Linked DNA regions of Homo sapiens: region 1 is linked to region 2. The links are chromatin loops, found by intact Hi-C in ENCODE. Cell type or tissue: Caco-2. All regions are shown on one strand. Each heading gives the region's core, and the rest is flanking DNA. Links, peaks and the distances in the headings are about the cores only. Region 1 overlaps EPB41L4A (erythrocyte membrane protein band 4.1 like 4A). Region 2 overlaps EPB41L4A (erythrocyte membrane protein band 4.1 like 4A).

Region 1 (8,692 bases), core at 652-8,651, 64 kb after region 2:
TCTTGTCACATTCTGATCAGGCCGGGGAAGCTGAATAGAAAGATCTCGGCTCATTTGCAAAGCTGTCCTGCCACTTGAGAGTGCAACATTTTGATTAGCAAAGGTAAAACCACACAGCCACAAAATTAAACAACAGGTCATTCAGAACATCTGCCAAATATGGAGAGAAGAAAAAACACACAGACTCCCTGGTTTTTAATTGATTCTCATTGCAATATTGATCAAGGGAGTGGTTATTAAATTCTAGGAGGAGATTTACATTAGATAGAAGGAAAATCTTTCAGAGGAGGAAACAGGAAGAAAGAATTTATTAAAGGAGGAATTAGATTTCAGTAGAATGATGGGCTAGAAATAAAGGTTGCTGACAGTCTTTAAGGTCACTAAATAATAAAGAAATTAAGTTGGGCTAAACTGTGGGAAGGCAATGATTCCACATGAGCTCCATGTTGTACTCACACAGCAGGTTGTAAACCATCCCCCACAAGACCACTCGGTATGATTTTATTCTGGACTCTGTCATGGCACAATTAGCCATTTACTATGCCCACCCTGCCTGGGCCAGATCAAGTGTCCAGGAAGACTGAAGGCAGGCCTAGAACCCCATGCAAAGCACTGCTGCTCTATACATTCCATGCAGATTCCAGGGCAGGTTTCCCTGGGGCTGGGCCAAACTTCTCAAGTAATTTTCCCAAGGAATCATGTGATTTAGTTTGCTGGATTTCAGTGAACATTCACCTTACTAACAATTTATTCCACAACTGCTGAATTTGAGCAACTGAATGACCCTGGCTTTCATGCAGGTAAATATCATTTAGGTACAGGAAAAACGCATTTCTACAAGTCTAGTTTGATTCACCACAAGTACAGCCATCTATGGGAGGAAAAAAGTCTTTTAATGGCCCCAAATCCTATTCATCTTACATTTACAGGATAAACACAGGTGAGTGTTTCCCCAAAAAACAGATTTAACAGACTTAAAATTCATCTTTCACATGCTTCTGTGGAAGTTTCTCCTCCTTACTACTTCCTCTACCTTTATTAAAAATGAAGATGCCTACAAAACTTATAAAAATGACTCTGCATCAGGCTAAGTTGGGACGTGTGGTATCAGCTACCAGGGGAATAAAGATGCCAGGGCGCATCCATGATTGTTCTTCATGTTCAGTAACAGTTCATGGAAATTCGGGAGGGGAGAGGAGCAAACTGACAGATTTTCTTTTGCTTGAAATGTAACTTCTTCTAAAAAGGTACACAGGATAACATAGATTTCCAAAAAGCTAAAAATCCCCATAAAGTGAAAAGTTTCATTATTATAAATGGTCTGGAGTATGAAGATAAGGCCTACTTTCAACAGACTATTAACAGAAAGACCTGGGCACTGTACACTTCACTCACAGAGGAAAAAATGTTCCCCCTAAAAATATAACCCAATATGTGAACCACTGAGGCATTTCACAGTCAGATTTTTTTTATTATTCAAATTTTTCTCATGGTTTCTCTCTAGGAACAAAAGAGAAATGAGAAAATCATATCCTAAGATTAATAAGACCAAGGACCAGAAGCGTAAAGTGATCTGCCATAGGCTATACAGGACCCAGCACTAGAACAAGCTTTCTGACCTCCTGCTGGTCAGTATGGCATAGGCTGATGGCATGGGAGAAGGAACAGCACATGTAGCTGTTGGGTTTGAAGTTGCAAGCCCTGTTTAAAGCAAAGCTCTGCCTTTCCCCAGCTAAGTGGTCTTCAGAAAGTTATTTGTAAAAATCCTTGCAGCCTCATTTTCCTCATTTATATTTCTACTTGTTCTTACAATTTCCTGGCAGAAGTATTCTTATATAGCATCCTATTTCCTTGTAGCAGAAAGTAATTGACAAGTATGGAGATTTACAGTGTAAGGTGATGAAAGTCCCTGCACATGTTTGGTGGCTCTCTGTTACGACAGGACACAGTTTTATTTCTGTGATCACCCACTTCCCTGCTGCCTCTGGCATAAATACAGCCCTTTGCATGCTGAGTGGCACTGCCAGCAGCCCCTTCAGCCTCTAAGTGAGACAGAAAGAAAAGAACGAGAGTAGAAATACTCAGGTTCAAAACCCCAGCTTTGCCACTTACTGATTAGGGACGCTTACTTTACTTTTGGAGGCTCCAATTTCTCATCTATATAAAGGGGGATATGAAACCTCTTTGGCAGGTCATTGTGTGGATTAAATAAAGCTGCACATGTGAAAGCAACTGACACAAAGGAGGTTCTTAGGAGAACTTGGTCTCTCTTCCATGCTTCATAGAATGTGAAATCTCATGACAGCTCCTGTGAGTTGAGTCCTACAGTGAGGATCTGGGTTCCCAGGGGAGTTTCTAAGCCTTCTTTCTCAATTCTCAAGTGTAAATTCTACACAACTCATTAATCAAAACTAGGAGCACCCCACAACTTAATGACAGGTAAAGGCAAGGTTAATTTGTAAGGGGCTCAGAGAAGATAGCAATGTATAACAAAATGTTTAATCAAAGATTTCTATTTCAGATTATTGGTCCCTGGTAATAAAACAACAGTAACAACAACAACAAAAAGTACTGGAACATCAGATTTCAGCTCAGCCTTTCCTCACAAATTTAATTTTTAATCTTCATTTTCCCATATCACTAAAAAAAGTCCGATTTTTCCCTTAAGTAAGCACTAGTTTTCCCAAAAAGTGCTACCGTCCTTGGCATTTTGCAAGCCTTAAAATGCAAGACAGAGTAAAGACTAGAACTCTTGTCTTCCTCCATCACATATATGTATGGTGCACAACCACAAAGACACTAACACATCACTATAAACACATACACAATTACACACACAAACACACCCAGATACCTGCATTCATACACTGCAGCCACCTGTTAAGCTGTTCTTTATACCCTATTCTTTAAAAGCCTGCAGGGTGAAAGGAAGAGAATGTGTTTCCAGAGCTCTGCTTTCATTCCAGGATGTCTCCGGAATGTCTCAAGAAAGGGGCAGGCATATTGTGCTGGTTAAAGTCTGGTTGCTTGCCCTCTTTTGACAATAAACAGTCTGTGTGCTAATGAACCCCCAGCAATCAGAGACCCATCCCTGCCTAACCTCTGGGCATCGTCTTTCTTCCAAGGATGGTGTAATGTTAGTGTCTCCTACATATAGACATGTAGATTTAAGATTCATTAAGACTTACTAGGCAGTTAACATCAGCCACAAAATTGGAACAGATTTAGCATGGCCTCCAATTTTGCAAAGGTTACTTTTAATCACTTCCTTGGAAGAAATGATACTTAATATGCAAAATCCAATAACTTCCTAATAATAATTCCCAGTAGCCACAACATTTGCATTTCAATAAATTTGAGAAATAAAGTATGGCTAAATTTGTGGAAGCCAACAACAGCGTATGTTAAAGAGGATAATTACAATTTTAATAGTATGAACATTAAGACAGATGTCTTTCTACCAGCTCCTTTTCAGGGACAAGGAGACATTCTCTCTATAATCCTGGTGATGTTTTATGCCACAACTGGAAGAACAGTCCAAGTACTGACTATTACCTGCTCTTCTCAATATAAATGTAAACAATACTTCCTTAAATTCTTCATAATTGTATCACTGTCTACAGAAGAACAGTGAAAACCTAAAGGTTAAACATTAACATATCAATGAATACCTTCATGTAAATTCCAAGAATATCTATAATACAATGACACTTAAGTATTTTTATTCATGCAATGAGCAAATTTTCAACTAAATAATATATAAAGATGAATGCACTGAACGTTTAATATTCATTACTCTTTTACTGATAATCTTTAATCTCAAATTCAAGACCCAAAAAGTGCATTATAAAAGAGAAGAATTAAAATCTAGCATAGAGGACTATTGTCCTGAAAATGCTTGCCTTGGCTTTTTTTGTACCTCTTAAGGAAGCATTTCATTCAGTGATGTCTCCAATGGAACTGACAAAAGTGTCCCATCTCTGTGACACTAGGTGGCATCTCCCCACCCTGCTTGGGTTTTACAAGGCCTGGGGACCTCCCTCACTGTTTGAATAATACTATAGCTCTTTGAAGGCAGAAGTGGGTAGATCTGATTCTTTGTATCTCTAGGTACCTAATACTATGCCTTGCACATCACAGGCTCTCTCCATTGAACAGAATGAATTGAAACAAGACAAATTCTTTTTCAAAATATAGAACCCACTCTCATTTTTAATGCTGGTATCAGAAAAAGACATAAGCGCCTGCCTAGCTGCATGACAATCAGGCTTTTTCCACAACAGGCTAACAGTTTGCCTAATGGTTATAAACATGAGCTCTGCAGCTAGAGCGCCAGGGGATGGATCCCACTTCCCCGCTTCCTAGCTGGATTACCTGGAGAAGGGACTTGACCTCTTTGAGCCTTAGGGTCCTCATACATTAATGGGGCTAATATTACAGAAGATTGATAACTAAATGAAGCAATGAATGGAAAACATGTATCACAGTACACAGCACTTAGTAACTGCTCAATAAAGTTGAGATATAATTGCTAGCATTACTACATGCAGGCTTCATGTTGCAGAAAAAACAAGGTTTGATGCACAATATAAAAAGTATAGATTGTATTAAAATAGGGGATCAACTGAATGTCTTAAAAACACAATTAGTTACTATTCAGAATCTACATTGTTTCATAATCACAAAACACACATAATTAAAAATAAGTGATAACTGTGTCAAAATGAATTTCTGAAGATAATAAACTTTACTATGATCTAAAAGCCCACAACATAGCTAATGCAGACACTAAATATAATTAAATCTGGAAAATCATGTTTGTTGAGAAAGTTTTAATAAACTGTTATGCTTACAAAACACATTGGCAATGCAAGAAAAAAGAAAAAAATAAATAAATAACTTCACTGAGCATGTATGACAGCTGAATTAAGTATTTATTTACAAACACATCCCCCCAAGGAAAAAAATGTCATTTACCTGTAGCGGTGCTTATAACGTATGGATCCAAACTTGCTGAGTTTTCTTGACAGTGAATTGGATTCATTTTCTGGCATTCTAATCAATTTTTAAAAGAAAATCAGACAAAGACTCAATGTTATAGGCATTCTGGGCCACCCCCTTCTCCTAACACAAACTTTATAAAGGACTCCAGCCACTTTATAAGAATACTTCTCCAACATCATGCAATTCATACTCCATGAGGATGAAACAGGGAAGAACTCAATTTTGTTTCCATTTAAAAAACAAAACCAAAAAATAAAGCTTAATGTATCACCAGCTAAATTTTTGTTTTATCTTTACAACATAAAGATGTGAAACAAAGAAAAAAGTATCCCCACAATCCAAAGGTCATTTCTCTAGTTTCATCTGACCGGACCTCCCAGGAGGACTGCATGCAGTTGCCAGCACCTTATTCATCAAGACATTCCCTTTCCTCGTTTCCCAGGATACAACACACTCTTCTGACTGCTCCTTCTCATACTCTAGACTGGCTCATCCTGCCCTCTAATGTCGGGAGGGCCACCAAGCTCAGTCCTTGGAGTTCTGCTTCTCTCTCCACTGTTTCCACTGGTGACCTCATCCAGCCACTTCTGTAAATAACTACTTAAGTGACTTCATCAACTTTGGTCTTTCCAGTGAGCCTTGTACACCTAACTGACTTACCACATTTCTACCTAGATGGCTGATAGGCTTTTCAAATTAATTATGCACAGAACACTCCATTTCCACCAATACTACATAGGTGCTAGCAATGGCTGCATGTTTTACATAAACCTAAAAAATATTACCTCGATCCTTTCTTGCAGTATCAAAGATATAACTGTATCTATGTGTATAAGTGCCTATGTGTATATATATCTACACATACATGAATGTGTGCATGTTTGTATTAATATAATCCAGAGAATTAGGAATTGAGAAAATTAATAAAAGGGAAACAATTCCAAATTTCTGTTTTAGACAGAATTCTTTTTATAAAAATAAATGCCATTTTCATTTATTAAGACAACAAACAAAATTTTTACATCAATTTACCTAAAAAATGTATGATGTTCCACACTGCACTTCCAGAGGTGCTTGCAAGCAGTTTTACTCCGAGCTTCAAAAAAGAATGAGGTTTCGTTACACTAAGAGAGAAAGAGAGACAGAATATGAATAATGACCAGGGAAGGAAGATAGCATTCTTCAAATAACAGCCCCCTTTAAGTAACAAAAATTCAAGCAGAGAGATTATTGATAATATATAAATAATAACTGTCTCTTGGTAACTATTTTTGGAGAGGTGCATTAAAATCACCTTCCATCGATTAAAATTTTATAAATTACACTTAAATCTTAAAGCACCTTTATTACCTACTTTTACATTGCCCCATGACAATAGATAGTTTGGACGGTAGAAGTGAAATACTACAAAATCTCCCTCATAAATGGCCACTAATACAGGAAAAGCACGGACCATGTGAAAATCAACTCCCAGTAAAAAAAAGATGCCCACAAATCCAGTCCTTAAGTGTATTACTTTCAGGGATGAACAAGTCACACATAAAGCAATGAGTAAAGAATCTCAAGCCAAGAACCACCAGGAGTGACCACCCCAGCAGCATAATCTGGGAAAATTAAATAATGCCTCTGATGCCATGTCTCTCCATCCTGCATCAAGTCACTGAGTGGATCAAATTCAACAATATGCATACATAAAATATCATATAATAGGTGTATAATACATGCTAATTATTTTAATCCAGTAGTTATTTGATTCTCTATATTTAATAAGTAAGAAATAAAACAACATTGAAGGTACAAATCAGCCCTCTATATCCACAGGTTCCACATACACAAGTTAGCCAAACTTGAATCAAAAATATTCAGAAAAAATAATACAAATTTAAAAAGCAATAGAGCATAACAACTATTTACATAGCACTTAGATTAGGAATCATAAGTAATCTAAAAATGACTTAAAGTATATGGGAGAATGTGTGTAGGTTATATGCAAATACCATGCCATTTATATAAGGAATTTGAGCATTCTCGGATTTGGGAGGAAGGTTTCTGAAACCAATACCCTGTGGATGCTGAGGAACAACTGTACAAGCATACCTTGGAGATACTATAGGTTCAGCTGCAGACTACTGCAATAAAGTGAATATTGCAATAAAGTGAGTTGCACATATTTTTTGGCTTCCTAGAGCAGGTAAAAGTTGCTTACATTACACTGTAGTCTATTAAGTATATAACAGCATTAGGTCTTAAAAAAACATATATACTATAATTTAAAAATACTTCATTGGTGAAAAATGGTAAAAGTCATCTGAGCCTTCAGGAAGTCATAATCTTTTGGTTGGTGGAAGGTACTGCCTCAATGTTGATGGCTACTGACTGACCAGGGTGGTAGTTGCTGAAGGTTAGAGTGGCTATATCAATTTCTTAAAATGAGACAACAATGAAGCTTTCTGTGTTAATGGACTCTTCCATTGAAGAAAGATTTCTCTGCAGCACGTGATATTGTTTGATAGCATTTGACCCACAGTAGAACTTCTTTCAAACTTGGAGTTAATCTTCTCAAACCCTACCACTACTTTATCAATTAAGTTTGTGTAATATTTTAAATCCTTTGTTGTCATTTTAAAAATGTTCACAGCATCTTCACCAGGAGTAGATTCCAACTCAAGAACCACTTTTGTTCATTCATAAGAAGCAACTCCTTATTCCTTCAAGTTTTATCATGGGATTGCAGCAATTAAGTTATACCATCAGGCTTCACTTCTAATTCTAGTTTTCTTGCTATTTCTACCGCATCTGCAGTTACTTCCTTCACTGAAGTCTTGGACCCCTCAAAGTCATCGTGGGGGTAGAAATCATCTTCTTTCAAACTCCTGCTAATCAGAATAATTTGACCTCCTGCCATAAATCATAAATTATCTTAGGGGCATCCAGAATGGTGAATATTTTCCAGAAGTTTTTCACTTTGTTTGTCCAGATCCATTAGAGAAATCATTATCTATCGCATCTATAGTTTGTAGAAAGTATTTCTTAATACTTGAAAGTTGAAGTTACCTCTTGATCCATGGGTTGCAGAACAGATACTGTGATAGCAGGCTTGAAAGCAACATTAATCTCCTTGTACATCTCCATGATAGCTCTAGAGTAACTAGGTGCACTGTCAATGAATAGTAATATTTTGAAAGGAATCCTTTTTTTTCTGAGCAGTAGATATCAACATTGGGCTTAATATATTCACTAAGCCGGCCCAGGAGTGGTGGCTCATGCCTGTAATCCCAGCACTTTGGGGAGCTGAGGCAGGCGGATCACCTGAGGTCAGGAGTTCAAGACCAGCCTGGCCAACATGGCGAAACCACATCTCTACTAAAAATACAGAAATTAGCTGGGCATGGTGGCAGGCGCCTGTAATCCCAGCTATTTCGGAGGCTGAGACAGGAGAATGGCTTGAATCCGGGAGGCAGAGGTTGCAGTGAGCCGAGATCGTGCCACTGCATTCCAGCCTGGGTGATAAGAATGAGACTCTGTCTCGAAAATATATATATATATATCTATGTATATATACACACACACACATATATATATGTGTGTGTATATATATATATATATTTTGTTTGTTTGTTTGTTTCCTAAGCCATGCTGTAAATAGGTGTGCTGTCATCCAGGCTTTGTTTTTCCATTTATAGAGCAC
Region 2 (8,692 bases), core at 655-8,654:
TGTAAAGGAATATGCAAGAAAATGATAGTTGTGGTGCTGGTATAAATGCTAGTATCTTTCACAATCGGCAGGTGAGTTTTCCCTTTCTAATCTTGTCCCAAAACAGTGTTAGTAAAACTAATGAAAATTTATAAAAACTAAACGTGTTCAAGGAAAAATAGGAGGGGTAAAACCTTTTCTGTAGCTCTTTTGCCTTCTTTCAATTCTTCTACATTCAGACTCCAGTCATTCCCCATTTCCCTATAAAAGATCTGCTTCTCTCCCCTGTGGTAGGTGTCTTTTTTCTTCTGGATTTGTTTTCCTTGGTATTTATTTGTAAACTATTGGCCTGTCTGAGGTCCATTTAGAGGCGAGACTAAATGACCCAAGGTGAGGAGGTGTCAGGGTTGCCTGTAGATAGGTGTTGATATGGTTAAGGCACCACCACCATGTGCTCCATGTGCCTGCCACACACAGTGGCAATGGCTTTGGCAGGCATCACGCTGAAGTTGCCTCTCAGTATCAGGAGTCTTCCTTGCAATTGCATTAAAACTACATGGGTTTTAAAACAATAAGAAAGAAAACTATTACTCACTGAATGTGCTTCCATAACTCTTCTTTTGCTTGGATATCGGGGCTTCTCCTATAAATAGAGAAAACAACATTCATCTCTGCAAACATGCTTCATCTCACAACCTAATAACTAACTTTAATAGTTTTCAGACTGTGAAGTTCTTATTTGCCAGCTGAGAACAGACAAGGAAAGACTGGACAGGGAGAGCCATTGTGATGGTTAGTATAAAGACACCAGCAGCTAAATTGCTGCTACTGCCGCTGAAGGAAAATCATAAAACCCAGTCATAACCAGAGCTTCATTTAATGAAAGACCTCAGAACTGCAGGGTCATATGCCTCCCCATCCAGTGGTAACTGTACAACGAAGAATGATTCAGGGCGTCTGTTTCTGATCTTTCCAGATATTTGTAAGTAATGGTAAAAGAAGAACTCATCCTGATTCTAAAAAGTTCCAACATGATCTGTGATTACCTAGGAGAAGCAACCACCAAAAGGAAAAAGCAACTGGTGGGATGGCCCTGATGGCAGACTGTACCAATGACCCATCTTTCATGTTACATCTGGTGTTGCATTTCTGCAACAAAACTTGGGCCAGCAAATGCTAGGACTATCAGTGGCCTTGGCTCATGCTGCCACCCTCTTTACGCCCTTCTCCATTCCTAACTATTGACTCTGCAAATCTTTTCTCCAAGAAGTATGTGAGCAGATATTATACCACTATCTTTAACTTCCTAGAATGAAAAATTCAGTCAGCATTCAAGTGTTTGTACTCTCTGTAGTATCAACTATTTCTCCCATTGTAGCAATGAATGCAGTGAAATCTATTATCACTGCAATTGTTGACACAGAATGATTTTTCTTCATAGTGAGAAAATAAGCTTTCATCAGTCCCTTTAAGAGAACAGAGATCTAGTAATAGGCCAAAAGAAAGAACAAATAATTAAAAGCCACTGATCCTATGGAATTGTATGTGATTAATCTGTATTAGCATTTGGGGGGCTCAATAATGCTTTTAGTGTATGATATCATTAATGCTTTCATTCTTCTCGATTCATAAGGGCACCACTACGGTATTCTGGTAGGGCTTCCTGAACCTACAGAATACACTAAGCTACTTTCCAGCCACTGAGTTGACCAAATGGTTTTTCCTTTGTGCAGGGGGAAAAAAGTGATCTGTCTATAAAGACCTTTTAATCAACTCAGGATGAGACAAAACATGAAAAGGAAAAAGGGATGAAATCTTGGTCTCAGACCAAATATGGTACTGTTAAATGTAGATGTTCTTTGTTTTAAGAATAAGATTAGGCTGGGCATAGTGGCTCAAGCCTGTAATCCCAGCACTTTGGGAGGCCAAGGTGGGTGGATCACTTGAGGTCAGGAGTTCAAAACCAGCCTGGCCAACATGGCAAAACCCCATCTCTACTAAAAATACAAAAAATTAGCTGGGCATGGTGGCATGTGCCTGTAATTCCAACTGCTTAGGAGGTTGAGGCATGAGAATCACTTGAACCTGGGAGGTGGAGGTTGCAGTAAGCCGAGATCACACCACTGCACTCCAGTCTGGGCAACAGAATGAGACCCTGTGCCAAAAAAAAAAAAAAAAAATTGTATGTTTCTTACAAATCATAGAAACTGCTTCCTTGGTGTCCTGTATGTATTCTGCCTTTCCTACATTTGGTTGGTCTGATTTGCTAGATAATATGTTAACCCCATTAAATGATACTGTCAGAGAAAGTGCTAATATTAAAAAGCACTAAGGTGTTATTCCATTCTGACAGAATGATGGTTCAGCTGTGACTATACCCCAGGATCTATTTCTTACAGTCAACCAAGAGTCTGAAGTATTACATAATATCCAGGTTAGGAAGCTATTCTACTGATCATTATTCTTATTTCAGGAAGGTATGATAGTGGGCATATCAGCTTCTTCTAGTTACAGCAGGGTTTCCCACCCTTGGCCCTACTGACATTTTCTATACTAATTCTGTGCTGCAGGAGGCTGTCCTGTGCATTGTAGCATGATCAGTAGCACCTGTGGCCTCTACCCAACTAGACGCCAGTAGCACCTCCCCAGTGTGACAGCCAAAAATGTCTGTAGACAATGTCCCCTTGGAAGCAAAACTGCCCCCAGTTGGAAAACCACTGATTAAGGGTATGACCTAGGAATTAAGTGGCTATGGTTGGGTGGTGGAAGCCAAGTTTTTGTAAAGATCCATTATGTGAGTACTAGAATAGTGCTGGAGAGAGTGACAGTACAGCAGAACCTAAATCTTAAAAGAATGGGAAAATGACCGAGGGTGCAGTTGATGACAACTACCGGAAGTGGTGAGTGGTATCATGTGAGGGCATGCAATTCAAAGCTGAATGCTTTCAGGGTGGACACGGGGAGAATGAGGAAAGTTATGAGTGGCCAGGAGGACATACACCCCATGATATCAGGCCTAGTGGTGAGAGATAGTGACTATGAACAATACATTAAAAAAATGATAACATGATAACAGTGGATATGTCTGAGTGCTGGTATTGCAGGTAATTTTATTTTCTTGTTTATGCTTTTCTATATTTTCTGATCTTTTTAAGCCAGGAGAATTTCTTACCTTAGTTATCAGGAAAAAAAATAAGAGTGTTTTCATGTTTTTTTTTTTAAATATACTATTATTGTAATTCCAAAGGAAATGCTTTTCATTCCCATCTCAGAAGAATTAGAGAAATGTTATCTTTGTTTTTTTTTTTTTTTGAGAGAGAGTCTCGCTCTGTCACCCAGGCTGGAGTGCAGTGGCCCCATCTCGGCTCACTGCAAGCTCCGCCTCCTGGATTCAAGCGATTCTCCTGCCTCAGCCTCCCGAGTAGCTGGGATTGCAGGCATGTGCCACCCTGCCCAGCTAATTTTTGTATTTTTAGTAGAGACGGGGTTTCACCATGTTGGCCAGGATGGTCTCCATCTCTTGACCTCATAATCTGCCCACCTCAGCCTCCCAAAATGCTGGGATTGCAGGCGTGAGCCACTGTGCCTAGCCTGAGAAATGTTATCTTAATCTGAACGAGATCATCAGACCTTCTAGCCATTAACATTGGTCCTAAAAGATTGAAGAGTTTAGTCTTTATTTTTACATTCTATAGCACCATAAAAGTCCTATTTTTAACTAAACTAAGTTCTGACGTGGCCAATAGTTTCAAACAGTTTTAAGGCGAGGAAAAGTTCCAAAGCTTAAAAAATGCTAATTTCCTCTGATTGCTAGACCACCTGTGATTTCACAAATGTCAACACAAGCTGCATGTTAATGAGGAATGTATTATTTTTATGCTTACATCTGCACACACATTTAATCAATAATTTAGGATGAATTCATGATCTGCAGCTCAGTGTTATCTTGTGGATTTAGAAAGCTGTGGAATTCCAGCAGTCATTTTTCTTAATTTGAGGCACTTAATTATGCAGATGTTTTACTTAAACTCTCCAAATAAATTCCTAAGGAAAGGAAATAGAACCCTGAGTTGTCCATAGGTACGACATATATAGAAAATAAACATGCAGCCCAGTATTAGTCCAGTATTTTTCAAAAGCATCCCTCCTCCACATACAAATATTCCACTTTAAATTAATCAGAGAAATTAGTTTGATGACACATCATTCACAAATCACTTTCCCTTATTCCAAAACCCTGAAACAAACATATCATAAATCTACAAAGGATTTAAACTCCATCACTGCATATAATCATTTTAAATATCCCCCAAACTATTCAACTATATTATCTAAAAACATAATATGGGCAATACATTATCCAGTAATATATTTACTATATTTTGTATATTATACTAAAAAATATGGCAGTATTTTACTCTTTTTTTGTCCATCTTTATACTGATCACTCCTCTGAAAGGAAATTTAGAGTGGAAAATATGTACATTTATAAAACATCTTTATTTAAGGAATTCAAAGCACCTAACAAATATCCCAGTCATTCTTTGTCACATTCCTGACGGGTCAAAATAAATCTAATTAGGAGATGTCTTACTCTTCTCCCTCCCCCTCCAAATCAAAGAAGCCTTAGGAAGCCACTGAGATGAACAACCTAGCTGCTGAAGATCGCTCAGGAGGCACTTCCGGGTTGGGGGTGGGGGTTCATGTTATATCTTCACCTAACACACCAGACTTATATGTTTTGTGTGTAACTGAGAACATCGCCCTGACGGCCTCATCTTCCACAGTATCAGTACTTTTCAATAAAAATAGTAAGATATTATCACCACCAGAGGGAGCCCGAACCTTCTCTTGCACCCAGGTTTGACCCTACCAAAACCATTGTTTACGCTTTAATACCTCTTCCAAATATCCCACTGAGTAAAGGTTCACCCATGTAGAAAAGCAGGTTCAACAAAGCTTTTTTCCTAGTGATAAACATCAACTGTAGCTGAAAAATGTACTAAATAGAACTGTACTTCCCAATGTTTTAACAGAGATCTAATCATATTTCAGCTTAACGCTTTTTAGTAGAAAACAGTTTTGTATTTTATACTACTCTACTCTTATGTCTCTGGTATTTAATAATGAATTGATTTTCTAGCTATTTGTTGCGGATAAAATACAAAAATGAATAATGGTGTATCATAACCTTCTGACCCTTAATGGATACCTAATTTACATATACTGCAGTAGGAATTTAAGAATATGGGAGTAATGGAGAGATCAGTGGTTTACTGTACATCTGAAATGCCAAATATACATAAATATTTTTATATAGTACATATATTTTAAAATATTTTCTATATTATGTATATATTATATCTGAAGATATGTGTGTGTGTGTGTATATGTATATATATATGAAGGATAATTTTGATTGCTTTCCTTGAATACTGCCCTAGCCATGTTTCCACTTTTTCTAAGGGATGCGGTCTCACTATGTTGCCCAGGCTGGTCTTGAACTCCTGGCCTCAAGCAATCATCCCTCCTCAGCCTCCCAAGTAGCTGGGACTACACATACAAGCCACCATACCCAGCTTATATTTCCACTTTTAAAGAAAGCTGTAGTGGTTCCTAAATCCTCACACAACCAAATTCAAGTCTCTAAGGACTTTTTGTGAGTTGCCTTATCTACTCTCTTCATTTCTCACCACCTCCTCATCTCAAGGAAAAACACAAATACCTTGCAGTGTTTCTAGAGAATAACTAAGACCTGGGGGAACTTACTAATAAAGGCTGTGACACAGGCACAACCTCACTTAATGCTCAGCAAAATCCTAAGAGCGTGGTACCATCAGTGTTGTAGAGATGGAAGCTCATGGGGATCAGGTAATAAGCTGAAGATCCAGAATGCAAACAACAGCACCCAGCAGGTATTTTATTAATTGTCAATCAATCTCAGGCTTTTAACAGTCATAACTCAAATAAAGGACAGAGCTCAGTTTGTGCTATATGAAGTAATCCATCATCCTTAAGAGTTACAACATTTGTATTCAGTTGTCCACCTGACATTTCCATTAACTGCCTACTTGGCATCTCAAACCTAACAAAGAGAAATCTTGATTCTCTCCCCCCCAAAACATTCCTGGCCCATCCCTTCCCATCTCAGTAAAACACGATGCTACCCACTCAGTGCATCTGCTCAGAAACTCAATGTCATCCATAATACCGCTCACACTACAAATCTGTCAGCTGTACTTCCAAAATGTATATTCATCTACTCTCTTCATTTCACCACCACCATCTTTTCTGAGCTAAAAGCGTCTCACGTGGACCACTGCAAAGTTTTCTAATTGCTTTCCTGCTTCCTTTCTTCCTCTTTCTCAATCTGCTTTTTACCCACCAGAGCAACTTTTTTTTTTTTTTTTTTTTTTTTTTTTGAGATGGAGTTTCACTCCTGTTGCCCAGGCTGAAGTGCAATGGCGCCATCTCGGCTTACTGCAACCTCCGCCTCCCAGCTTCAAGCAATTCTCCTGACCCAGCCTCCCAAGTAGCTGGGATTACAGGCACCCACCACCACACCCAGCTAATTTTTGTATTTTTAGTAGAGACGAGGTTTCACCACGTTGGCCAGGCTTGTCTTGAACTCCTGAACTCAGGTGATCGGCCTGCCTTGGCCTCCCAAAGTGCTGGGATTACAGGCATGAGCCACCGTCCCCGGCCAGCAACTTCTAAATGAACTACTATCCACACAAATATATATATATAATTTTTTTTTCTACTTTAACTGCACTTTGGCCGTATCAGCTGAGAAATCTGACACAGGTCCTACTGGACTAAAATCAAGGTGTTGGCATGGCTGCATTCCTTTCTGCAGACTCAAGGGAAAATTCATTTTCTTGTGTTTTCCATCTTCTGGAGCTGCCCACATTTATTCGTTCAAGGCCTTTTCCTCTATTTTCAAAGCCAGCAACAGCAGGTTGAGTCCGTTTCAAACTGAAACACTCTTCCTCTTCTGTCACCTCTTCCACTTTTAAGAAACTTATGATTACTTTGGGCCTACTTGGATAATCCAGGATAATATCTCTGGGTGAGGGTCAACTGATTAACAACAGCCTTAATTCCACCTGCAATCTTAACTCCTCTCTGCCATCTAGGGTCATATATTCACACATTATGGAGATTAAGCCATGGACATATATCAGGGGTCATTATTCTTCCCACCACAGTAACTAAGGTTTTTCCTCCTCTTAATTTCTTTATATAAAAACTCACTGTTTAAGCAAAGATACATTAACATTTTAATACGAGGCTTCTAACAGGCAAAAATAAAATATATGACAATAGCACAAAGCACAAGTGGAGCTATATTTTTCCAATGTTTCTAAATTTTAAATGTTACAATATTCATCTTAGGGTGTGATAAGGAACCATACTGATAAGAATCATACTTACAGAGAGAAAGCAATAAATAAAAAAATAATAAAAGTATAGGTAAGATATCAGTAGAGAAAATAAAATGGAGTATCAAAAAATATTCAGTTCACACAAAATAAAGTAGGAAGGGAGCAACAAACCAACAAAAAACAGGCGTAATAAACCAGAAAAAAGAACAAGATGGTAGATTTATATCGCAAAATACAAATAATTATGTTAACTGCTAGCAGGCTAAACACTGAACTTAAAAGACAGGGATTGTCAGGCTAGAATTAAAAAAAAAAAACAAAAAGACCAACTGTACACTGTTTACAAGAGGTGGACTTTAAATATAAAGACATAACTAGGCTTAAAGTAACAGATTAAAAGGATATACCATGCAAACAGTAAACATGAAGAAGGTATGGTAGAATTTATGCGTGTGCATGTGTAGTGGACACAGAGAAAGTATTGCCAGAATAAAGGGTCATCAGTTCATCAGGAAGGAAAAAACCATACATATGCATACACCTAACACCAGAGCTTCAAAATAACTTGAAGTAAAAACTGACAGAATTAAAGGAAAAAACAGACAAATTGACAATCACTGTTGTAGATTTTAACATCCCTCTCTCAATGACTACTTGAAAAGTAGATGAAGAAATAAAAAAAAAGACACAATCTGAACACTATCAGCTAACTGCATCTATTCGACAACCAGTAACTGAGACTCCTCATTCTTCTTGAGTCTACAGATTATTCATCATTAAAAACCATATGCTAGGCCTTAAAACAAGTCTCAATAAATTTCAAGGGATTAAAACTGTTCAGACTTTTTTTTTTAACCACAATGGAATTAAATTAGAATAATAATAATATTTGTAGAAAATCCTGAAATATTTGGAAATTAAACACACAACTAAAAATGCCAGCATCAAAAAAAGACAAGATACATTAAAAATTATTTTGAACTGTATGATAACAAAAACAATGTCAAAAACATGTGAGATATAGTTAAAGCATGGCTGAAAGGGAAATTTATAAATTTATGCTTATATTGGAAAAGTAGAAAGGTTTAAAATAAATGTTATCCTAAGAAGATGAAAAAAGAAGAGCAGGTAAAAGACAAAATAAAAAGAATAAAAAGTACAGTCAATGAAACAGACAACAGATAGCAAAGAAAAAGCAACAAAATCTAAAATTGGTTCTCTGAAAAAAATAAATTAAAAAAAAATGAAGAGAAAACACAAATCACCAACATCAGGAATTAAAGTGGTGATATCACAACAGATTTCACAGATGTTAAAAGCACAGG

What was found. A loop is a pair of places that touch in the nucleus more often than their neighbours do. Peaks named below come from ENCODE experiments on the same cell type or tissue, not always from the same donor. Only the 100,000 strongest peaks of a DNase experiment are listed, where the experiment ranks them.
Region 1: a loop joins it to region 2, with 9 times the contacts of the local background. A loop is called at or near these places in 4 of 110 quality-filtered maps.

The regions. Positions count from the first base shown.
Region 1 is chr5:112,234,683-112,243,374 of GRCh38, forward strand. It overlaps EPB41L4A (erythrocyte membrane protein band 4.1 like 4A), which reads right to left. Exons shown (of 23, transcript NM_022140.5): 10 at 6,037-6,128; 11 at 4,978-5,055; 12 at 1-73. All of the region lies in intron 1 of LOC101927023 (a long non-coding RNA gene), which reads left to right. Among named protein-coding and RNA genes, the nearest start is that of SNORA13, 78 kb to the left of the region's middle. RefSeq lists an enhancer at 2,730-3,241. In Caco-2, for the core only: no CTCF peak of the experiment used is centred there; a DNase peak (open chromatin) is centred at 5,509.
Region 2 is chr5:112,170,371-112,179,062 of GRCh38, forward strand. EPB41L4A (erythrocyte membrane protein band 4.1 like 4A) reads right to left here. Exons shown (of 23, transcript NM_022140.5): 19 at 575-622. Among named protein-coding and RNA genes, the nearest start is that of SNORA13, 13 kb to the left of the region's middle. In Caco-2, for the core only: a CTCF peak has its summit at 4,815 (motif pointing right); no DNase peak of the experiment used is centred there.